3 separate regions of the Mus musculus genome follow, and regions 1 and 3 are each linked to region 2. Evidence: chromatin loops called from intact Hi-C (ENCODE). Cell type or tissue: heart. All regions are shown on one strand. Region 1 holds the start of Atm (ataxia telangiectasia mutated). Region 2 holds the start of Cul5 (cullin 5). Region 3 has its middle 6.5 kb from the start of Ddx10.

Region 1 (8,000 bases), 130 kb before region 2:
CTGTCCTGGAACTTTTATGGCTCAGGCAGGCCTAGAATTCAGAGATTTGCCCACCTCATCTCCAGAGTGCTACCATCGCCCAGCTACTGTAACTTATGTTTAAAACAAATTTGAAACAGATTCTTATAGTAAAAATGAACAGAATCCTCATGTTGTTTTTGCTCTATTTGAGACAGAGTTTCCCTATATAGACCAGATAGGACAAGAACTCACTATGAAAGCCAGACTGGCCTGGCCTCCTGCCTCAGCCTCAAGAAAGCAGTATGACAGGAATCCTATGATGCCTCTTGTTTTCTTAAAACAATTTAGTTATTATTTATTTACTTTATGTATATGGGTACACTATAACTGAACAGATGGTTGTGAGCCTTCATGAGGTTGTTGGGAATTGAATTTTTAGAACCTCTGCTCACTCTGGTCGGCCCCACTAGCTCATCCCTGCTAGCTCCGGCCCATAGATTTATTTATTTTATACATAAGTACACTGTAGCTGTCTTCAGACATGCCAGAAGAGGGTGTCAGATCTCATTACAGGTAGTTGTGAGCCAGGACCTTAGGAAGAGCAGTCAGTGCTCTTACCCTCCGAGCCATCTCGCCAGCACCCTGATGCATCTTTCTTGTTGTTACAGGATATACATCTAAAATATTCTATCAAAGAAATGACATAAACCTTCCAGTGTTATGTATGTTTTTAAAACTTTCAGATAACCACTAAGGGTCAACTTCCTATGTAACACATAATGATATACAGCAAACAAAATTAAAGAGTAAAATGGCATCACAAAACAGAAAAAGAAACACAAGTTCAAAGAGGATACCTGAAAACAGCATCCCAATTCAGATATTTTCCTTGTTTGGAATCAGAATGCCTATCTAAATGTTGAACTGTTTCAGGATCCTGAATCAGGCGCTTAAATTTATCCACTTCTTTCTGAAAATAAAAAAACATAATAATAATAATAACATACTATGTTACCTATCACACATTTGCTTCAAGAAAAACAACTTCAAATACTATATTACCCTTCTTTCTGTAGCTCTGTCATGCTCTAACTGCCGGCAGCAAATGAGCAGATCATTGAGTGCTAGACTCATGGTTTAAGATTTCAGAACATGCATCCTCACCTGTAAAAAGAAATATACAAATTTCATTGATTTTTTTTTTTTTTTTTTGCTAAGGACTGGCTTGGTGCTTTAAGCATACTAAACATGTGATGTGCCAGTAAGCTGTACTTTAGACCTGTACGTAACTATTTTAGACATTAACTACACATTTAAACCTAACTATACATGCAGAGGCACACTGTGATCAAAGGCACAATAATTTTTCTTAACATTTCTATAGGACATTTTCTTAAAGTATATCAAAATTAGGCTCTAATTCTCAAATGTGTGCTTTGCCTAGCATGGTAATCTATTATTTTGAATAAAATGAAACAGTTCAGTATTATCTCTATAAAAGGAAAACATTCGCTGGGCGTGGTGGCACACGCCTTTAATCCCAGCACTTGGGAGGCAGAGGCAGGCGGATTTCTGAGTTCGAGGCCAGCTTGGTCTACAAAGTGAGTTCCAAGGCAGCCAGGGCTTCACAGAGAAACCCTGTCTCAAAAAACAAAAAAAAAAAAAAAGGAAAACATTCATTGATAACAGCAAACAATATTTGTTTCACATGTACAGTGTATCAGGTTAGGCATGCTATGGACAGCTAGAAAATAACTGAACCATACTGATACACAGCCTACCCTCTTGGAGACATCTGGTGACAATGGTGATGATACAAGTATTAATCCATAGTTCCAAGTTGCAACTTATGCCTCAAAGGAAATCAAAATACAGTAGAAAACAAAAGAAGAGAACAGAGAGTGCCACAGCACATTAGTGTAATCCCAATACCAGTGGGAAGGTAAAGAAAGGAGGATAGAAGTTTAAGGTCACCCTCAGTGAGATCAATGCCACACTGAGCTAAAGAAGCTCATACCCCCCCCCAAATTACAACAGTTTATCATTTAGATTAAATTGTTATGAATTAAGTAAATGCAAGATCTGAATGAACTGAATGGCAGAAAGAGGCAGAAAGGGGGGGGCAGTGAGGGAGAGGAGAGGGAGAGGAAGGGAGGGAGGGAGAGGGAGTAGGGGAGGGAGGGAGGAGGGGGAGGGAAGGAAAGAGAGAGAGGCAGGTAGATCTGTTGAATTCAAGGCTAGCCTGGTCTACAGAAAGAGTTCCAGGACAGCCAGGGCAACAGAGAAACCCTGACTCAAAAACAAACAAACCAACCAACCAAATAGTGGTGGGTGGCAGAACCAAAGCTATCCAACTAGATGAAGAGAGCTATCAAGTGAACAAATGCTGAGACATTAAAACAAGTAACATAGTTCAGCTCCCAACATTCAACTAAAAAAGCTTCCTAAGCAACAGCCCCTGAACAGACAAATCAAATCTTCCTTTTGAGGGTTCAGTCAAGTTGATGCATTTTGACAATAATTACATCTCCCCTTCCCAGAAATAACCCCACCTGTGGCATGTTAGTCTTGGCTAGTGGTAAAAAGCACTGGGGCTCAGTCAGGTATTGCAGGCCTAGGGGAGGCTCAGGCAGCACAATTGTGAGTTAGGGGCTAGCCTGGGTTGCAAAAGGGTGGGTTCTATGGTCAGGCTGTATTGTTCGGATCCAGGTCCATTCAATTAACAGTTATCCAACCTGCAACATGTTGGTTAAACTGGCACCTGTTTTCTGGATGCTAGATGAGAAAATGATACCAGTATCTACTTTAAGGAGTTCGTTTCCGTTTCTGTTTCCCTCTCCCCCACCACACACCTACTTTCTCTTTCTCTCTCTTACTATCTCACTCTTTCTCTCTCTCTCTCTCTCTCTTTCTCTCTCTCTCTCTCTCTCTCTCACACACACACACACACACAGCAAATATTCAGTATAACTGTCATCCTGTTACTGTCTTCTCTTACGATCGCTTTATAAATCTATTTGATGACTGTTTTTTTCCTCCTCTTCTTGCTCTCATCCCTTCCTCTGGCTTCAATACACTGGAAACTTGCAAAATCTGTATCACTCAATAACAAGAGCTCGTTACACTTTGTGCCTTTCCATGCACTTCCTTCTGTCTGAAAGCTTCGCTACCATCTTGCAGAAGAATTTACACCCGGCAAGATCTAGCAGCAAAGTCGATTCTTTCAGGCTCAGTTTCCACAGAACCAGTCCTTCCTCGGCTAACACAGTTTTTCCTATCACATTGTCGCTTTGAAAAAGTAGCTGTCTACTTATCTGTGCCAGGTGGCGGGGGTGGGACCGGGGAAGGAGCGCAGGTTAAACATTTTCAAAGGCTCAGAGTGGCTGCCACTTACCTACTACAGACAACACAGGCAATACAACTGACAATGAGAATACGAGACTGTGATTTCCAAGGGCCAGTGCTCTTAACTACGAACATGTGCAAACCTGTAGCTTAAATATAAATAAACGCTCTGAGACTAAAGTATGAGATTTAAAAAATCTAGATCGACCAGAACCCTTAAGATGACAGATAGGAAAGAGGGACGTGCAGAAGGGAAGATTTAGGCTCACTCCATCTAGGGTCTGCAGAAAGAGGGAGAAGATGACGGCCGTTCTGCAGAGAAGGGGTAAGAGCCATTCGGAAGCTGAGGAAAGATGGGCTCAGAAGAGAATTTTCCCCTCACAGAAGTCCCCGAGCGTTCGTCCCTCGCTCCTACCGCTGCATTCTGCCTGCCAATGCAAACCCAGGTCGCTTCGCCTTTTCCCGCGTGCACGGATCTAGCAGCTGGTTCTGTACGCACGCCTTCCCGCTTCCGGCTCTATAAAGCAGCAAGTTGGTAAGGCACGGGTGCCCCAAAGGAAGAAGTCGGCATGCGCCGCCGCACGACTGCGCTTGCGCGTAGGCATCACGCGCTCTCCAACTCAAAACACTCGCTCCCCTCAAAACAGTCTCCCGGCCTGAGGAAACGCGCCTGCGCAGTGCGCACCAATGGCGATTGCCCTCGCTCCCGCAACTCCGCCCAGGGGCCGACGCTCCCACAGCCGGCCACCAGGTCCTCTCTGGCCACAACCCTCCGCAGACGGAAATGACGACGGTTCCGAGGAGAACGGAGGCGGGTTTCATTTCGGCGCCTTTCTGTCTCCCGCGGAAGCGATTGGTTAGTGTGGCACGAAAGAGGCGGGACAAATTGCCGCGGGTTCAGCACCTCCAGTGGAACCGGGAGATGCGGCGGCGCCGGGGCTGTCGCCGTGTTTGCTTTGAGTTGAGTCTCGTCCCTTCAGGCCGCTCCCTGTGCAGCTCGGATCATGCTGTTACCCTCGGATGTAGCCAGGCTGGTATTGGGTAAGCGGCGGCCTGGGAGGGCGGGTGATCGGACCCGGGCTGAGGGGACGGAAAGACCAGGGGCTGAGGGGGAGGGCTGCTCGGGGTGGGGAAGCTCTGAGGAGTGGTCTGCTCCCGTCCAAGTTCAGACTAGCGGAGAGGCTCGGTCCCTCGGCGCCTTGGGACAGTCGAAGCTCCTCGGTGTAGGGATGTCCCTTCTCCTCCTGCTGCGCGATGGGGGCAGCCGAAGGGAGAAAGAAGCTCGGCGGGGAACACCTGGGGCCTGGATTCCGAGGCACAGCCAGGCCCGCTGGGACACCTGAAGGAGTGTCGCCTGCGTGATGGACGAGGCTGCGTGTCCCCTACCCTTTCCCTTGTCAAGAGCCGGGACTGATAAAGGAAAAGGCGGGGGGACCCCCGCTTCCCCGGCCGCCCAGCCTTGTGGAAAGACTTTCCGACGCCCTTACCCATAACCCGACCTTAGCACTGGGAATTTGGGACACAGGGAGGGCCCCACACCCCTGGCCCACCATAGTGGCTTGAAACGCCAATTGCATATTTCAGAACGGCAGCGTGTCGTGTTCTTGAGCAAATATTTAGGAGGTACGACGACTGACTTCTGGTTGCACACGTTCTAGCCCTCGTTTTCCTCCATTTTCGAAAAGGGTTTGTTCATAGACCACTGGTTGGTCGGGAGATACTGTCTCTGGAAAAGACTGTTTTCGTTGTTTGTCCTGTGAAAGAATAAAAGGGATTGTTCTGTAGGGAACAAGAGCCTCTTAGGCTCAAAACTGGACAGTGACTTTGAAACGTTATTTGGGACATCTCTAAAAGAAAGTGGTCGAAGTATGAGGACTCATTCCATAGTTTCCACAGCCGTTACGAACATTTGCTTTGTGCCCAGCCCTGTCCAAAAAATAAAAATTGCACATTAGGCAGGACTTATTTAAGAGGCTCTGTACGATTCTACTGTCCATTTTTTGAGAAACTTAAATACAAAAACTAGTGTTTTGAATGTTTTCATCTTCATCAGACTTGGATAGTTAAATTTATACCTGTGATTTTTAAACTTAGCTTTCTTGTAATTTTAAAATTAGGCTCATACAAAATTGGTTAAAAGTAGACTCACATGATTTTTTTTCTCCCCACCTATACGTATTGTTTAGGTAAGAACTGCGACTTTTAGCAGTCTTGTGATCCATATAAAATTCCATGATCATAGCCTCAAAAGTGGCTTTTGGAGTTTGGTAGTATGAACATTGAAAAGTGGATAATTTTTATGAGGATTTTTCCATGTTTTCTTTCCTCAGATTTTATGGGATGCTTAATAGCAACCCTGATTTCATTAGATACAAGTAGGATGTCATTCCTTCATGTAAGAAAGGGGGTGGGGAGGGGCTTTATATACTGTCAGCATATCCCCTGAAGAGAAAGTCCTGCCTTGTTAAGAAAACCTTAAGGAAATGACAGGGCCTTTCTAATTGGAATAATTATGTTTCTGCCCCACTAACAAGGTAACTTATTCTCTTGATGCCTAGAAACTCAAGTTGTTGCTTTTCATCCTTAAAATCATCTTTGTTGTTCAGATTCTGCTTTCAGTGCCATGAATTCCAGCATGCCTCCCATTCTGTTTTGGAATTGTGATGCCTTTCCTCATACTCTACTTGCAATTCATGTATACTCGGGTTGCAAATATTGCTGAAGCATCTAAAAATTGAACCTCTTTTGAACTTGGAATACAAAAAAAGCCTCCCACTATTTTCAGTTCTGTGATTTAGTACTATCTTTACACACACACACACACACACACACACACACACACACACTTCTATCTACAGGTTTATTGCTTGCTCAGGGTCCTTCTGTGGTACCCCCTTACCATCTTTAGCCCCTCTTTCTTGATTGCATATGGTCTTTGTTGTTGGTTGTTCTGTTGTCTTGTTCCAAACACTGCCAGATTTTTAAGCATAAGAGGAAAAGTAATTTTACTTAACATTCACTTCTTTCTTTCTTTATTTTTTTTACCCTTTAATACCAAAACATTTTTCTCAACTCCCTCTCACATTGTCCAGTGCCCTGTGTCACCCAGGAGATTACTAGTAAAACCGCCTGTTACTTAGTAGCTTTACTAGTTCACGTTCCTCTAACTCTTCAGCTTACTGCACTGAATTATTCACCTAAGTGTTCTCTACTCAGCCAGCTATTTATTGCCTCGATGGAATTTTTCAAACTCTTGTAGAGACCAAGATACATTGCTTGCTGCCTCTAGGTCATCAGTTTGGCTTTTACTAATATGTCATAGGAAGTGCTCTGTGGAGCTGGTTTCTACCCAGCCTCATCTTTTCAATATTTGCGCTAGGCTACAGTATACTAAAGTACTTACATTTTTTGAAATAGTATATTCCTTTCCCCCTGTGTTCCTTGTATTAAAGGTTCAAGTTAAATGTGATATCAGAAAGTTCTTTCAGTAGCCACTGTCCTATTAAAGTAACTTTGTTGGTGGATAAGAGATTTTCTTGGTGAGGTACACATAACAAAATTGATAATTACAGCTATTTTTAAGTTTATGGTTCTGTAGTATTAGTTACTACTGTCTACCTCTAAATTTTCTTTCTTCTTACTAAACTGAAACTTTCTTAATCAGTATTCTCTATTCAAACAAGAATTTTTGGATTCAAGTTTCAGAGTTCTTAGGAACTTCAAAAATGTTAAGTTCTATGTATAAAAGGAGCACTTTTACGATTGAAGGGTTCAGATTTTTTTTCAATTTCATAACTAGGTTAGTTTCTGTATGAGTTGGTGTCCATTCAGAAAACAGAAACTAAGTCCTATGTTTAATGTGATAGGATTTAATGAAGGACTTGGTTACACAGGTGGTGCCAAAGCTTCTTAGCTTATGGGATGAAGGAACTCAGCACAGCAGGAAGCCATGCTAATCCTGGAGACAGGGCGTTATACAGCATCCCAGAGACAACTATGTGGAAGATGAAACTGAAGTCTTGTCTCCTAAGGGACTGTCTGTAGTCAGAGCAAAGATTCGTGAGACAATCAGGGAATAAGGCTTCTTCCTTCTGAATTCCAGTCTGATACAAGCCCTTCCCCTTTTAGAACCGTAGCCGGAAGCCGTGATAGGTGAACCGGGTAACTGCCTGCTTGAAGTCTAGCTTCCAAAATAGAGTCCTAGAAAATAAAGAACTGGTTTAAGGGCAAAAAGAACTAATACTGGCATATTCTTAAGAGATCGGGAGCCATTGGTTTTATTTTCTTTTATATTGAAGACAATGATATAATAAACATTTACCAGGATGCAATTGTAATCATTCTACATCTTGAATAATACCTACACTCACTGCTGACACTTGAAGTGTTTCATGTTTGTGTTACTTTATTTTTAAATCTCTGTGTGTATGTGTGTGCATGAATGCACACCACATTTTGGTTTTGTGGAGCCCAGAGATATTAGATTTCTTGGAGCTGGATTTGCAGGCAGTTGTGAACCACCTTGAGTGGGTGCCAGGAATCATACTCGGGTCCGTGGAAGAGTAATATACACTCTTGACTGATGAGCCATCTCTCCAGTCCAGTTTTCTGGTTCTTAACCATTTTGTCTTTTCATTTGAAGCTTATTAACTATTCTTTTATGCAGCGCTCATACTAGGCATGGTCCCCAAACA
Region 2 (8,000 bases):
TTCCTCAATCCTCATTTTTTTAGAGATGATTCTACATAACCTGCTCGCCCTGGGACTCTCCTGGCATTTACAACTTTTCAATGCTTTCTTTAAATGAAAACTTTTCTACACCCTAAAAGGATGGACAGCAGCACTTGATCGGGTGCCATCGATGTCCTATAAGGGAGGTCAGGATTGGGAGACAGTTCCTCAAGGGACAGAGAAAAGGTGGAAATAGACGGCCAGGCGTGAGAGAACTGGTGGGAAGGTGTGACATTCAGAGAAGGGAGGAAAGAGGTGAAGTGGCAGGCAGGCACTGCTGTCTAACTCACAGTTCCTGCAGAGTGCGAACAGAAATTAAGGAATGGGGTTGGGGGAGCATGGGGGGACCAGCCATTGAAACCTGCTAGGCAGCATTTTGCTGGGATTTTTTTCCCCTATTATGTCTTTGACACTCCATTCAGAAGGGACGGGCCCCAAGAGTCACAATGATGGGTTGGTGCGGCCCAGCGACACTGCTCTCGCTCCCAGCCGGGGTTGGTCCCTTGAAAGCATCGCTGCGAGTCGGTGAGCCGGCGGGAGGAACCCACCAGGTCCTCTGGACCCCCGAGGCCAGGGCCCGGCGTCGGGGTGCTCGGGCAACAGCCACCCCGGCTCATTCCGGTGGACAACCCCGAACCGCTCTCCTCATACACATCTTGCCGCTCCCACGGAGCCCGGTCCTTCCCCGGGAGCCGAGCGCATCGATGGCCGGGCAAAAGCCCGGCTGCAGCCGGGGGGACTTACCTTTAACAGATTAGACGTCGCCATGTTCTCAACTTGGACTCTCGCGAGACGGGGCGAGACTTGGCGGCGCTCGGGGCCAGGCCTCCTCGAGAGGCCGGGGTTCCCAGCAGGACCCCGCAGGCCGCGGCGGGGGATGCGGGGGACGCCGGAGCGGCGTGCCGTCAGCGCCGAGCTCGTCCCGGGCAGCCGTGCTTCCTCGGGCTTTCCAGCTACATGGTCACCCCGGCCTGCCCACGCGAGAGAGCGCATGCAAACGCTTGAGGAGACGCGAGCGGCGAATGGTGGGAAGGGACCGGGAGCCGACCAGACCGGGAAGAGGTAGTAGCCACTTCCTCGGGCCTCCCCAGCTCGCCTTCGCTTCTGCCGCTGGGCTTGCACCCGCTTGGGCCGCCGGCAACGACTTTATCTCGGCTTAGGGCCCGCACCTCAGGGTCCGTGGCGGCGTCACGTGACGCGGCGGGCGGGGGCGTGCTCGGGAGCAACCCAGGCGACAGCAAGCCACTGGGTCCCGAGGCCCGCGCGGAGGGTGCGAGCGCGCCCTCTGCTGGCTGGAGCCGGCGCAGCCCTCACGCGCTCGCCCCAGATCGGAATGGCTATTCAGAGCTCAGGATTAGATTAGCCTGGAAGGCTTCTTACTGCTGTCCTCAGGAAATGCTGACTGAGAGAAGGCGCCCAGTCAATTAATAAATGATGCACAAACGTACTGTTATTCCTATAAACAAAAAAAAAAACCCTGCTTGTTCAAGAAGTGATTGTTAATCTTGGGTTCCTTAAGACATATCCTAGAGCACCCTATAGTATTTTCTCCAAATTGCATCGCTTCTGATCACGAATCTCTGATCAAGGGAAGAGAATGTAATTTATACAGGGATCTCTCAGGTTAGCTGTTATTTAATGCATTATGCAAGTTCCTAATACTACCCTTTGGGGGTTTTAGTTGCTTGGTTGGTTGGTTGGATTGGTTTTTGACAGTTTCTCTATGTAGCCCTGGCTGTACTGAAACGCCATCTGTAGACCAGGCTGGTCTTGAACTCGGAGAGTGGAGGTAGGTGCCTCTGCCTCCCAAGTGTTGGGATTAAAGGTGTGGGAAACCACCACCTGGTATCAAATTTGTTTCTTTGAAACTCATCTCTCACTGTCCAACAATTTTAGTCTCAGTACTCAAAGCAGAGGCAAGAGGATCTCCGTAAGATTGGGGACAGCCTGGTCTACAGAGCAAGTTTCAGAACAGCTAGGTCAAAAAACCCAAGAAAACAAAAGTTTCTCAAACGTTGCTAGTGCATTCTTTATATTAATATAACCTGGGGTGCTACTTAGAAAAGCAGACTTTCAGGCTCCACTCTGAAGGATTTTATTTCATATATTATGCCTGAAAACTCCTTTTGCCCCAAGCATTCCAGGTAGCTATGTTTAAAGAAGACTTTCTATGTATTCTTGGATGGCCAGGAATTCTGTATGTAGACCAAGTTGACCTAGAACTCTAGAGTTCTGCCTGCCTCTGCCTCCAGAGTGACTGGTGGGATTATAGGTATACGCCTCCCTCGGAAAAGGCCAAGAGTTCTTTATATCTGCTTCGTGCTGGGTGTGGTGGAGCATGCCTTTAATCCTAGCACACTCTTAAGTTCCAGGCCAATTAGAGCTATAAAGTGAGACCCCTATCTAAACAATATAGCACTTAAAGTGAGTTAAGATTTGCTACTTTAGGACTGAAGAGATAGCTCAGTGGTTAAGAGCACTGACTGCTCTTCCATAGGTCCTCAGTTCAATTCCCAGCAACCACATGGTGGCTCACAACCATCTGTAATGGGATCCAATGCCCTCTTCTGGTGTGTCTGAAGACGGCTACAGCGTACCCATATGCATAAAATAAATAAATCTTAAAAAAAAAATCTGCTACTTCACAATGGGCCTTAGTTATCTTGTTTGTGAAATTAGTATTAAAACATCTATAGCATAGTGCTATGGCAAAAATTAAATGTAAAGGCTAGAGAGATGGCCCAGTATACTCACATACATTAAAAATAAAATAAAATAAAAAGGGTATCATAGTCCATTAAAAAAATAAAAATGACAAAACCGGGTGTGGTGCCGCTCGCCTTTAATCCCAGCACTTGGGAGGCAGAGGCAGGTGGATTTCTGAGTTCAAGGCCAGCCAGGGCTACACAGAGAAACCCTGCCTCAAAAAACACAAAACAAACAAACAAACAAGACATGATTCTATTCATTTTTGGTTTTGTTCTGTTGTTTTTCACAACAGAAAGATTTCTCTGTGTAGCTCTGACTCTCCTGGAACTCGCTCTTTAAACAGGATGGCCTTGAACTCGGAGATCTGCCTGCCTCTGTCTCCTGAGTGCTGGGATTAGAGTTTGCCACCACCTCAGCTGATTCCATACATTTTAATAGATTAATTACTGAATGCTGGAATTTATCACTCATGGCAGAAACCTTAAGTATTAATTAAACATTGTGAAAAGAACAGTGAAGAAGAAAAAAAAAGCCAAGGATGCAAAAATAGAAGGGAGAATAGTCCAGAGAGATGACTCGGGTAAAAAAATATACCGGCTGTCTGGAAAGATCCAGTTCTGTGGGGGATCTAATGCTTCCGGCCTCCGAGGGACTCTGTACTCACATACATATACACAGAGAGATACACATACACACAACACACATGTAAGTATGTTAATTTTGACATGCCATGACTAGCTCAAAGATTGGGCACTCCTAAACTTTCCCCTGCTAGTAAACACTCCCGTCTGGTACTCCTGAGACTCCTAAACCTTCCCATGCTTCCCGGGTAGCCAGTGGCCACTTACCCAACTTCTTGTACGAACAAGGCAAAGCTGTTTGGCCTTGCTCTCTTGCTGTTCTTATATCCAGTCCTTCCTCTCTTCCTCTAGTCTGGTTATCTAGCCCTTGCAATTCTCCAGGTCCTGCCCTCTCTCCATTGGCCCAGCCATTGTAAGGCAAGTCTTTATTACCAATCAGAGCCAGCTGGGGGCAGACTTTCTTTACAAACGGAGAACACCAGCCAATACAGTTTCTAAGCTTTGAACTTTAACCTCGGCATCTTGAGTCTCATTAGCCTCCATCCTCCTTTTAGGAAGAAATGTTTCAATCAAGGAGTAGCCACACAACCTGCCACCCCTCCCTTTGGCTTATATTCTTTCCATCCTTACTTCTATGATGCTTTCTGAGCTTATTGGGAGGCACGGGTGGTAATTGTAGGTACCCAGTTATTTTTTTCCATGGGAAGCTGAACACCGGGCCACTCTGCCACAGCCACAGTTAATTCTCAGGAGGTTAGCTAAGTGGTTAACGAGTCTCTGCAGTACACTGCAGGAAAGGAAATCCCTCCACGACAAACTAGGCTGACAGCTGCAGTAATTATGTGTATAATCACAAATGTTTAAAAGGCAATTTACAGCTGGGCGTGGTGGCGCACGCCTTTAATCCCAGCACTTGGGAGGCGGAGGCAGGCGGATTTCTGAGTTGGAGGCCAGCCTGGTCTACAAAGTGAGTTCCAGGACAGCCAGGGCTATAGAGAGAAACCCTGTCTTGAAAACAAACCAAAAAAAAAAAAGGCAATTTACTAGGCACATCATACTCATTTAACAGTGCAGTAGCAGTTGCTTCTCCACTGAGGCCTAAGACCTTCCCAGCCACTGGCATTTTGTCCTTTGTTACAGCACTGTGTGTAAATTTTCTTTGTGGAACAGACTAGAAGCTCAATCCTAAAATTAGTTGTTTACATTCCCAACAGTCATGCCACTGTGCACCAAGGAATGCATATCATTTCTCAGTGTAACATTAAGATCCTTATTAAGGACTGGGCAGTGGTAGCACACACTTTTAATCCCAGCACTTGGGAGACAGAGGCAAGGTTCGAGGAGAACCTGGTCTACAGGGAGAGTTCTGTGGACGTGGGCTGTAGCAAAGGCATATCTGCTATCCACATGGATGTTAATTTTCTTGCTGGCTCCAAGTTCCAAGGCCTTGGTGAGGGCAATTAGCTCCACTTTCTGTGTCCATGTGCCATGGGATAGAGGTGCAGGGGAATGGGTGGAGGTAGAGGTTCTGCCCAGATGACTTTTGTGCCATCCACCACAGCAGTACCTGCTTGTCTCTGACCTTCATGGAGAAAATTGCTCCCATCTATAAACCAGGTAGCCTCAGCTTTCAGCAGGCATCAGTTTGAGAGGTCTCTCCTTTTGGACCAGCAGGGAGTGTATGTGGGCCCCCATTTTGGAGATTATGTCCCAACAGAGTGTAGGGACGGTCTGGGGCAACCCTAAAAGAATGGGATACCCGGCCCATCCCTAGGTCCACTGTTCTTCGGGTAGTCCATGAATATATTTTGGTGCCAGTGGCTCCTTGTACCCAAGCTCTCTTCTTGGAAATGGCCATCAGCTTGGAGGACCAAGTGTTGAGCCCTGTGTCCACCAAGGATTGAGTGGGTTTCCTCTCTACTCCCAGAGTTACCCTGGGTTTTTTGAGAGGGGGTCCAAGCCCTGTCTCCCCTAATCACTGTCTTTATCCAGGGCTAAGACCTTTGCCTTTTGGGGGTGCTTTTCCCAAGGCCTGGGACTTCCTGCTCCCAGCTTCTGTTTGTTAGCGCACTCTTGAGCCCAGCAGCCTCTCTCTTTGCAGTATGTGCACTGGTCATTTTTAAGGGATTTTCTGTCTCTCTCTGGTTGGAGTCTCTCTTCTCTGTTTTCCCTAACTACTGTAGCCCAGACTTTCTGTAGATTCCTACCCTGTCACTTTTCTTTCTTTCTCTTTCTCTGCTCCTTCTCTTTCTGTTACCCTGTAATGGTAAACTTTCTCAGCAACCTACACTAAATTCCTCAATGGCTTATCCTGTCTTTCTAGCCTCTGAATATTTTTCCTGATATCTCTACTAGCCTGGTCTATAAAAGCCACTGTCACAGTAGCTTTATGCTCTTTGCTGCTGGGGTCATGGGGTGTATATTGGGTAAATGGCTTCATGAGCTGCCCTAGAAGGGCTGCGGGTGACTCATCTGGTTTCTGCTTAACCTCACGTACTTCGTTCAAATTTGTGGGTTGTCATTCCGCCCCCTTGAGACCTGCCAGTGTAGCCTGGTGTTAGACCTTTGGGTGCCCCTTGCCTTTTGCCATATTAAAGTCCTAGTCAAGTCTAGTCAGGGAAGGCCCACTGTCCATGACAGCCTGGTCAATCAATGGTGCCCCCATGTCTCTGGCTTCTGGCCTCCTGCATTATAAATAAAACAATCTCAGAGAGATTAACTGGCCCTTTGGAAAAAGGGTGAGGGTGGTTGGGCTTTCCAGTTGTATAAGTTGTATAAGTCAGCCAAAGAGAAGGGCCAATATTGCATAGCCTGATTGCCCATACGAAGCCCATATGCCCTCAGTGAGAGAGCCATCGTGGTATCAAGAGAGGTGGCTCTCAGGTCTCCTCCCATCCCTCCCTCCGGTAAAGAGGGGGTGCAATGACCCCAGACTCGTATGGGCTGAGGATGCCAGAACTGGTGCCATGGGGCAAGGGTAGGGAGATTTGGAGGAGGAGGGTCTTGGAGTACTAGGTCTGCTGTTGAAGGGTCTTGGAGGACCAAAAGTTTCACAGGTCCAGATCTTTCTTCCCGTGCTTCTTTCTTCCTTACGGTCAGAACCTGTGTGGTGGGAAAGAATAATTAACTTGTCTTTCAGTCTGTCCAATGTCCAAAAAATGTCATCCACCCAAGCGGGGGCGGGGGGGGAATGGAGTCCATTGGAATTTTCTAGCAGCTGAGCTGACCTCTTCACCACCATAGTATGGGTGATTGACAGAATTGGGGCTCCAATTTGTGACTGGATGCTTACTTATTCTGTCTGATGGTTTCGGGGGGTGGAATGGGGATATGAACAAAAACAGAAACAAAAGACTCGACCAGGCTGACCTTGAACTCAGAAATCCACCTGCCTCTGCCTCCGGAGTGCTGGGATTAAAGGCGTGCGCCACCACGCCCGGCCTAGATGTGAATCTTACCCTGCAAAGCAAAACCTAATTCTTCCCTTCTCCCCAGAGGCTGCCACCTCCAAAACTATTTCCTCTCTGCCCCTTATCTAAAGATGACCTGCCCTGCCTTATTCTCCTGACCTCTCAACCCCCTGCCCTCAGGATCATTGGTATGTTCACGAGGGCAAAGGTTACACAGGGGAGGAAATTGAGGGGTTCGGAAACCCTGTGAGTATGTTTGGTAATAACACACCAAGACCAGTTGCAGGGAGGCAGATCAACTTTACTTGGAATGATTCAAGGCTTATGTAATTTTGGGAACTTGGGGTGGTAACATCCGGGATGGGTTAGGGTATTGAAATACCTCATCGGCAAAGGAAAGCTTTTCAAGCATTTCAGGAATCTTGGGTCCTGAAGGAGAAAGGAAGTTGAACCTATAATCTAACTAAGGCTAGGAGATATTCTGCAGGTAGACATGGAGGGATGGGGGATTGAATTCCTCAGACAAGGTCAAAGAAAGGGACCCCTGATAGACTTTGACCATAATTAGCAAGAGTTTTCCCTCAACTCTCTTCCTGTGGGATAGGAGTGATGAACCTGGAGATTGTTCTGGATTTTCTGATGTTTCCATTTGACCTGTTTGTTTGCCTTCTAGACCCTTTTGGTTCAGTGTCCATGTCAGGTTTATTCTACCTTAAGTAGCTACAGACAAGGCAAGACTTGTAGGTCGGTTCTTGAACCTGGTACTCTGGCTCCCTCTAATGGCCACTGTTCTGCTTGCAGTAGTGGAGATGGATGGAGAGTGTTCCAGCCCCTATTTAAGGTGTAACCGCTGTGGTGTAACAACTAACTCCCATGACAGGGACTGCTGTCTCACTTGGACTTGATACAAGAAGAGGACAGATTTGGTCTTCAAAGTGAGTTCCAGGACAGCCAGGGCTATTCCTGTCTCGGGAAAAAAAAAAAAAAAAAGGACAGATTCAAAGAATCACACTCCCAGCACTTCTTGTTTTGCTGGGTAGGATGGGTGTTGAGACAGGACATCTCTACATAGCTCTGACTGGCCTGAAACTCAGAGATCCACCTATTTGATTCAAGTTCCCAAGTGCTAGCAGTAAAGACATGCCTGGCTTCCCAGCATCTCTAATGCTGTTTTCTTATACATAGTTGCACATCTAGTTATCTACTTTTCCAGTACCAGAAAACTTCAAACAACTTTAGCTAGTCCAGTTATCATTAAATAGAAAAACAAAAGATAGAG
Region 3 (8,000 bases), 420 kb before region 2:
CTAGACATGGAAGGGAAATTGGATCTATGAAATCTCAATAATGTTGTTGGTTGAAAAACCCCTGCATAATGACAACACCAGTAGACATGCCACCATAGATGGGGAAATTCCACAAGTCCCTGCCACTAGAGGCAGAGCTACAGGAAATGAATAGCTGCTGAGAAAGAGAGGAGAATCAGTTTTCTTTAGGAACAAGCCCCTGAATAGGTCATCCAATCCCAAGTGGTCGGCCCCAAACACATGCACAGATGAGCAATACTAAATAGAATCAGTAGGTCACATGCACTTATAAATAAATAAATAAATAAATAAATCTCTTTTTAAAAGATTTCAGAGTTCTGACACTTACCTCACAGTTAAATAGACAGCTGCATATTTCCTGACTGTTTGTTTGTTTGTTTGTTTTTCTATAACATTGTTCCAGGGAAGGTAAACAGATCCTGGATCTTCTTCTGCCTGGTTTTTCCTTTACCAGTCTCTGATTCCTTATTTAAAATATTAAAAAAAAAAAACTGGCTGGAGATGCAATTCAGAGTGCTTGCTTATCATACACAAGATCCTGAGTCCAGTCCCCAACATTGAATAACATTAGACATCACAAGATGTCTAATAAACATTAGACATCACAGTGCACACCTGTAATCCCAGAACTCAGACGATATAGGTAGGGGCCGTTGGGACTTTAAGATTATCCTTGGATACATGCCAAGGGCAAGATCAGCTAAAGCTATTCAAGACCTTGTCTCAAAAAGCAAAACAAGAAAACACTTGAAAAAACATATAGGAAAAACTAAGGTATCAGGTTTAAGAATCTTAGTCCACCCCTCAAAAAAAATCTGCAGAATAACATCTATGTTCACATAAATACAAGGGCCCCCTCCACCCATCATTTTGTTTTCTGTGATTTTTTTTAACCAACAGTCAACTGCAGTCCAAAAATAATTAATATTTGTCTTGATTCTCCCATATAGTAGAACCATGGAACTTTATTTCAGTACATTGTTATAACTGTTCTGTTTGATTAGTAATTACTGTGTCTAATCTATGTGTTACACTGAATCAGAGGTCTGAGTGTATAGGGTAAGCATGCTATATATGAAGTAGTGTAGCATGGATCATAAAACTTGGTGGCTCTCACGTGCTGAGAGAGAGGCCAAAGGAGGACCAATCTCAAGCAGCTGAGCCCTGACAGCTTACCTCACAGACAGAGGACAAGAACACAAATTTTCTCCTTATTTCATTTTTGTTCTGTAAAATTATAACACTGTCATAGGAAAAGAGAGAGAAGCTAGAAGCCTGTGTCTCCTTGGTTGAACCAAACTGCAAAGAAATCTATTTCACTTTATCAATTTCTATCTCTTGATTTTTTTTTAATACAAGGAAACTCTGAAGGCAGACTTGTGGCCCACGTACCTGGTGATGTCTACACAGTTTGGAATTACCCATGGCTTTGGACGTTCCTAAGGATGTACAGTGTGTCCCCTATGGAGAAGAAGGCATTACATGTTGTTTGTTTGGACTTTGTTTCTTGAAACAGGTTCTCAAGTAATCCAGGCTGGCTTTGAACTCTTCATCCTCCTGCCTGTATCTCCTACCTGTCTTATGACACCTGACTTGAGTTGGGTTTTAGAAATCCACAATCTGCTCTTTAAGCTCTCACCTTTCTTACTCTTTAGCCCTCCTTCCCTCTCTCTCTTTCCCCTCTCTCCACGTGGCTATGGCCGGCCTCTCTCCCTCTTTCTACCTTATCCCTTTCCCCCTGCCTTTCTACAATAAAGCTCTAAAACATAAAAAAAGAAAGAAAGAAAGAAATCCACAAGTCTAATAATACTTATTTAAGATAATTAAGCAATACATAATGTTTAACAAATGGTAATGATGTTAAAAGTTTAACCACTCTCTAAATAAAACCCTTTTCTTCTCAGAACTCCATATATTCACTTTGAAAAATATCTTTTAAGCTGGGTGGTAATATCACATGCCTTTAATCCCAGCACTCAGGAGGCAAAGGCAGGAGGATATCTGAGTTTGAGGCCAGCTTGGTCTACAAAGCTAGTTCCAAGACAGGCAGAACTACACAGAAAAACCCCATTTGGAAACAAACAAAATTTTAAAAGAAAAGAAAAAGAAAAACATCTATTAGAACTTATTATATTAATCAAGATTCTGGAAAAGAGCGGAACTGATAGAATAAACGTATATGCATATATATTTTAAAGGGGATTGATTAGCTTGGTTTACAGGATGTAGTCCAGGTAGTCCAGCAACTTTTGTTGAATTAAATTTTTTTGTATTAAGGAAAAGTGTTTTTTAAAGGAACCTGCACAGTAAGACCTTTCCATGAGCTCAGAGAAAGCCAGAGGCACTCAGGGAAAATCAATGCATGCATCCTATTTCCTCTTCCCATTTAGTTGTGTCTAGGGGATTATGTGTTTAGTGAACAGATTGTCTAAAAGAAATTCAAACAGATCCTAATCGTGAATCCAATTATAATTAAGAAAATAATTCATATCAGTTCATGTTTACTGTCACTAACATTGACAAGCCTCTGGAATATTAACATATGAAAAGACATATCCATATGATCCACATGATTTTAATTCATATGATCTATAAATAATATTGATATTCTTAGCAAAGGTATCTCCACTTACTAGTGTTATATAAAAACTTATGTGGGTATCAGCAGCAGCAGGTGACAATAGCAAACTCCTAGCAGCCTAAGGATTTCCTCCCACTTAGAGACACTCAGATAATGCCAGATCCTCGACTTCCCTCAAAAACTTCTTCAGGATTTTTTTCTCAGTGAGATTCTGGACTTAGCCAGAGTGAAGCCAAGTTAGTGAGTTTATCAAGTTAGTGAGTTTAGATAGAGCCATGTAGGAGATGAATAGTATACTAACCAAAGACATTGGTACAGATTTACTGAGAGCCAGATGTCCTTGAGTGTCTTAAACACACACATATACATATATGAATACATATATATATATATATATATATATATATATATATATATATATATATGATCCCGTAGCTTTCTGAGTTATAGTCATCAAAGATTAAAGGGGAATTTACAAGGTTAAAGATTAAGAAAAACTTAAAATTTTAGAATGATTAAAGTTAAATAAAAATATATGAGTTGGTATGTTATTTATTTAACTTTTTATTTTGTGTCTATGGGTGTTTTGCCTGACTGTATGTATATAAACCACATGCACATCGTGCCTGAAGAAGACAATACAGGATGTCTGACCACCCAGAACTGGAGTTACAGACAGTTGTTAATCACTGTGGGGGGTACTGACTGGGAACTGAACCTGGGTCCTCTGAAAGAGCAGGGAGTGCTGTTATCTGACGAACCATCTCTCCAGGCCTCATGCTTACATTTTATATTATTATTTTTTTCTTGTGTCAATGAAATTGTAAGGTGGTCTTATGAGGTTTAAACTTAGAGAGGAAAAAGGAGGGCTAATAAACATGGTTAATTGTTGTATTTAACACCCTTGTTAGAGACATCTTTAGGAAAACACATATTATCTCTGTATGTATTAAGTTGACGGGTCTTTTTGTTTGTTTGGTTGGTTGGTTTGGTTTGGTTTGGTTTGGTTTTGGTTTTCGAGACAGGGTTTCTCTGTATAGTCCTGGCTGTCCTGGAACTAACTCTGTAGACCAGGCTGGCCTCGAACTCAGAAATCTGCCTGCCTCTGCCTCCCAAATGCTGGGATTAAAGGTGTGTGCCACCACGCCCGGCTCTAAATTGACATTTCTTTACTCTCAGCAGGAAAAGTAAACTAGATTCCAGGGGAGGGGCATTCTTCCTTTCTCGTGTCTTCTCGACTTTTCCTCCTCATGTCTCCACACCTAAGAGTTCTAATATTCTAAAAATGCTTGAAAACTCGTTCCCTAATCACGTTCAACTTCTAGCACTAGCCACTACATGAAAACTTAGGACTGCTCATTATTTAGTTCACTTCTGGCCAGCAGGTGGCAGCAGAAGATTAAGTGCCACTTTCCCCTGGGGCTTAGATTCAGTTTGCCATGCATTTTTATAGCCACCAAGTACTTTGTTGGTGAGTTGGCCTGTTCTTCTACATCATTGAGCCTTTGAGATGTTTGCAGTTAGTACTCTTCAAATTGTCTAGAATAGTTCTGAGTTGCTTTTTTTCCCACATACTGTTTTTCTTTTTTTTTTTTTAAGATTTATTTATTTATTATATGTAAGTACATTGTAGCTGTCTTCAGCCACTCCAGAAGAGGGAGTCAGATCTCGTTAAGGATGGTTGTGAACCACCATGTGGCTGCTGGGATTTGAACTCTGGACCTTCGGAAGAGCAGTCGGGTGCTCTTACCCACTGAGCCATCTCACCAGCCCCATACTGTTTTTCTTAACAGCAGTTAGGAAATGCCATACAGAGCTGGGTTTGTTACATACACTGTCTCTAAGCATCTCCCAACCTATTTTCCAGGGGATGAAGCTAATCTGAGAGGTGATAGAGCTCAGTCCACAGAGAGCTTGCCTAGCTTTTGTGGGGCTCTGGGTTCAGTCCCCAGCAGTACATAAAACTGGTTGTGGTAGTTCGTGCCTGTAATTACAGCATGGGAAGGTAGAAAGGCAAGAGAATGAAAAGTTCAAGGCCATCCTTGGCTTCATAACAAGATTGAGACTAGCCTAGAAAACATAAGACACTGTCTCAAAAATAAGTAAATAAATAAGCAAACAAAACAAAAATCCTCCAATATAAGAAGGATGAATGATATTCAAGAGGATCAACAACCTGATAAATGAAGGCCCACACTGCTGGGTCTGTCTTCAATAGAAACTCTTAAATGTCTTTTTGATAAAGTGCTGGAGACTGCTGTAGGCTATGATGAGGCAAAGGATGCATTAAAGGTGCTAATGGCACCAAAGGCTGAGATGGACAATGAATGATAGGCTTCATTCACTCCTGAGATACTACAAAGTGTTACAGCTGTTTTAGAAGACGGGTTCTTATAAACCTACATATTCTCTAAACATACAGCCACCACACTGTACCCAACAGGTTTGAAAGCTTATGTCTGCACAAACATCCACAAACAAATGTTTAGAGCCATTGTTCCATTGTTACAAGTTGAATTTGAAATGTCCCACAGTTTCACACGTTGAAGGCTTGGCCCACAGCAAGTAATAGTATTACTTACTTAATTAAAATTATTTAATAATATTATTAAACTGTGGGGTTGTGGAAAAACGTAGACCTAGCTGGAAGAAGTCTGTAACTCAGGGCAGGAAGGGGAAAGTTTGGAGCCATCTTGTCTCTGCCCCTTCCTTCCCTCTGCTCCACAGCCTCTCTGATGTAAGCAGCCTCCGCTGTGTAGGTCCCACCACCATGACAGTCTGCCTCATATCAGGCCAGAGCAGACGCTTTGGAGGAAACTTCTAAAGCCATAAATTACATAAAAATTTCCTCCTTTTGGACATTTACAACAGTGACCACATCTACCCTACCCTCCCCCCCCCCTAAAAAATAAACGCAGGTAAATTTTTCAGATAACTTACAGTAGTTTGGAATAGAGATTGCGATCACAGACAACCTTGTCATGATTAGTGGTAAGTAATCCTATCAAATGATTATAGAAATGGTATAAGCAAACCTTTGAAACTGCATAGAAAACCAACCATCAACACAAAATACTGTTCTCATGTAAGACTATTTACCCTCATCACCAGTTGGTCCAGGGCCAGCCATGAAGATGCCCGCTGAGCAGCCCACGCCTGAGTTCCACCCTCGGGACATGCGTAGCCACTGAGCCTTCTCTCCAGCCCCCATTATTCATTCACTGTCAACAAGATTTTGGACATAGGCATGTGATGGGCAAACTGACATACTTTTAACAAAGAAAGAATTATTAATAACTTACCTAATATATAAATTAGGTCTGTCCTGGGCAAAAATGGGACATACCGGTCTCTCCTCAAATTGCTCCAGTGACTATTATAGTAAGTCTAGTGACATTGTTTCAAATAACAAAATGTCAATTTTTATTTTAGAGGTTGGGTTTGAATGAACTAACTCTGTCCTCTATCAAAATCCCACAGTGAAATGAAAATACAAATCATCGTCGTATTACTTAATGTAGAAGATAATAAAGCCCTAGATCTTAAAATTATATTTACAATGCCAAAGACTACCTCTCCTTAGTTTAATTTGACATGGGTTGCTAAGCCGAACTGAACATAATTATATCCTAGGACAGTCCTAAATTAGTGCATCAAACACCATCTGTTTTAGGCCGCCTCCCCACAGCCCAGCAATTATGCACTTTCCTCCATCTCAAAATTTCCTGTTTTTAGTGGATATTTCTCTTTGCTTTTTCTTTTTATAAGAGAATAATATAATTAAAGCACAGGTTCCCCTAATGGGCTGCTATTTCCCTGCCATTCCCCCTCTCCTTTTCAAAAGTATGAGGCAGGTATATTAAAACTATTTGCATATGCATAGTGAATTAGGAGTTATATAACCCTGCCACCAACTGTAGCTTGGCCATCCGTACTGTGCAGAAGATCTTTGTGAGCATGCTCAGTAAAGCATCCTTAGTGAAAAGTCTTGTAATAATCATCTGGGAGAGTTTTAAGTGATCTGCACATACCCGGGGTGATTTTGAACAAATATATGAGATCTATAAATATAGAGAGAATCTATATATGATCTATCTATATGATCATATATATGATATATCCTGTCTGTCTATCTATCTATCTATCTATCTATCTATCTATCTATCTATCTATCTATCTATGCACGGGAGACAGCTGCATGTATTGCACCCAGACATAGCTTAAAGCTGCCTGTAAGTCCCTGAGGGCAGGCCAGAGGAAATGCCTGATTGCTAACACAGCCACTTTTTACCACCTATCCTACCACCACCCCAGATCTCTTCTCTTTTATCTCTTTCTCTTACCTTTCTTTAATATCTGTCTTTGTTCTCCAGCCTATTATCCACTCAAGAGTTAAAGTGATCTAGTTAAAGTCCAAGCTATATTAGTTCACCCCTCTCCTCAAAATTCTCTAAGGTTCATTGTTCTACACAGCATAAAAGGGAAAGTCCTTACTGTGGGGTTTTGAATGGGATGGGAGAGGGTTCAAGAGGACGCTGACACTGATACTCCAGGATTGAGTTTGTTGTAAGAGTTGTTAATGCTGTAGACTGAGAGGTAAAGCTGAAACAGTGTGGCAGGGCTCCCAAGGAGAGCTGAGACCCCCAACACTAGGAATAGGGAGTGCATGTCAGTTCTCTGAAGACAATGGAAGTGGCAGGACCAGGGTCTGTTCTTTTTATCTTTTGAGGATGGGAAGGAGGTTTACAGCGAGTCAGCAGCCAGGCTCCCTGAATCCACACCCCTTTTCCCTTACCCCTCTCCCTAGGCGGGGGAAGAGGGTGGGGGGCAGGATATGCATGGAATAAATAGCCTTTGAGGCTATTTATTTCCTAGTGTGAAACCCTGCCCACTGTCTCTGCAGGGCTCCAGTCAGAGTCGGGAGACAGAACTGCTGCCCTACAGCTGCTCTATTCTATCCACCACTGCATCCTTACACTTGGGCCCTGTAAAGCTCCAAGTGGTCTGAAGGCATGCTTTTACCTCTCTAAAAACAGCGTGTCCCTGGGAAAGCAGGATCTAAAGAAAGGCAACTAAAGTCTCATGCAATAGCCAACTTTATTCAGAGCATAAGACAGTTTACACTCTTAGGGTTAAGAGAAGTCAACTGAGTAAAGTGTACAATCACAAGGACAGGCAGCACGTGGACAAGAACATGTGTTTCCAATATGGATATATGAACAACAACAGCTAAAGTAAGCTCACTCCTATTTGCTATACCGGGGAGGAGCACGGAAACGCATTCCAAGAACAGTTCTGTGTTTTGAAGAAACTTAGGTCACAAGACTTTCAGAGTTTTCTCACAAGCTTTCAGAATACTCAAGGGCTCCAGTCTTAACTGTGTTCCAGCAGCGTGCCA

What was found. Hi-C counts contacts between places; a loop is a spot of excess contacts. Peaks named below come from ENCODE experiments on the same cell type or tissue, not always from the same donor. Only the 100,000 strongest peaks of a DNase experiment are listed, where the experiment ranks them.
Region 1: a loop joins it to region 2, with 2.7 times the contacts of the local background. A loop is called at or near these places in 3 of 42 quality-filtered maps.
Region 3: it touches region 2 in a loop (2.6-fold over the local background); 13 of 42 quality-filtered maps call a loop at or near these places.

The regions. Positions count from the first base shown.
Region 1 is chr9:53,532,842-53,540,841 of GRCm38, forward strand. It overlaps Atm (ataxia telangiectasia mutated), which reads right to left and starts at 3,830. Exons shown (of 63, transcript NM_007499.3): 1 at 3,722-3,830; 2 at 1,024-1,125; 3 at 819-931. The coding sequence starts at 1,095. Npat (nuclear protein in the AT region) reads left to right here and starts at 4,206. Exons shown (of 18, transcript NM_001081152.1): 1 at 4,206-4,347. The coding sequence starts at 4,311. In heart, a CTCF peak has its summit at 4,054; a DNase peak (open chromatin) is centred at 4,030; H3K4me3 peaks cover 3,350 bases; H3K27ac peaks cover 2,567 bases.
Region 2 is chr9:53,666,273-53,674,272 of GRCm38, forward strand. Cul5 (cullin 5) reads right to left here and starts at 1,235. Exons shown (of 19, transcript NM_027807.4): 1 at 766-1,235. The coding sequence starts at 789. It overlaps Gm16124 (predicted gene 16124), which reads left to right and starts at 821. Exons shown (of 2, transcript NR_166653.1): 1 at 821-1,083. In heart, CTCF peaks have their summits at 3,734 (motif pointing right) and 7,506 (motif pointing left); DNase peaks (open chromatin) are centred at 819, 1,229 and 7,499; H3K4me3 peaks cover 1,477 bases; H3K27ac peaks cover 1,383 bases.
Region 3 is chr9:53,250,571-53,258,570 of GRCm38, forward strand. No RefSeq gene overlaps it. Among named protein-coding and RNA genes, the nearest start is that of Ddx10, 6.5 kb to the left of the region's middle. In heart, a CTCF peak has its summit at 3,983 (motif pointing right); no DNase peak of the experiment used is centred here.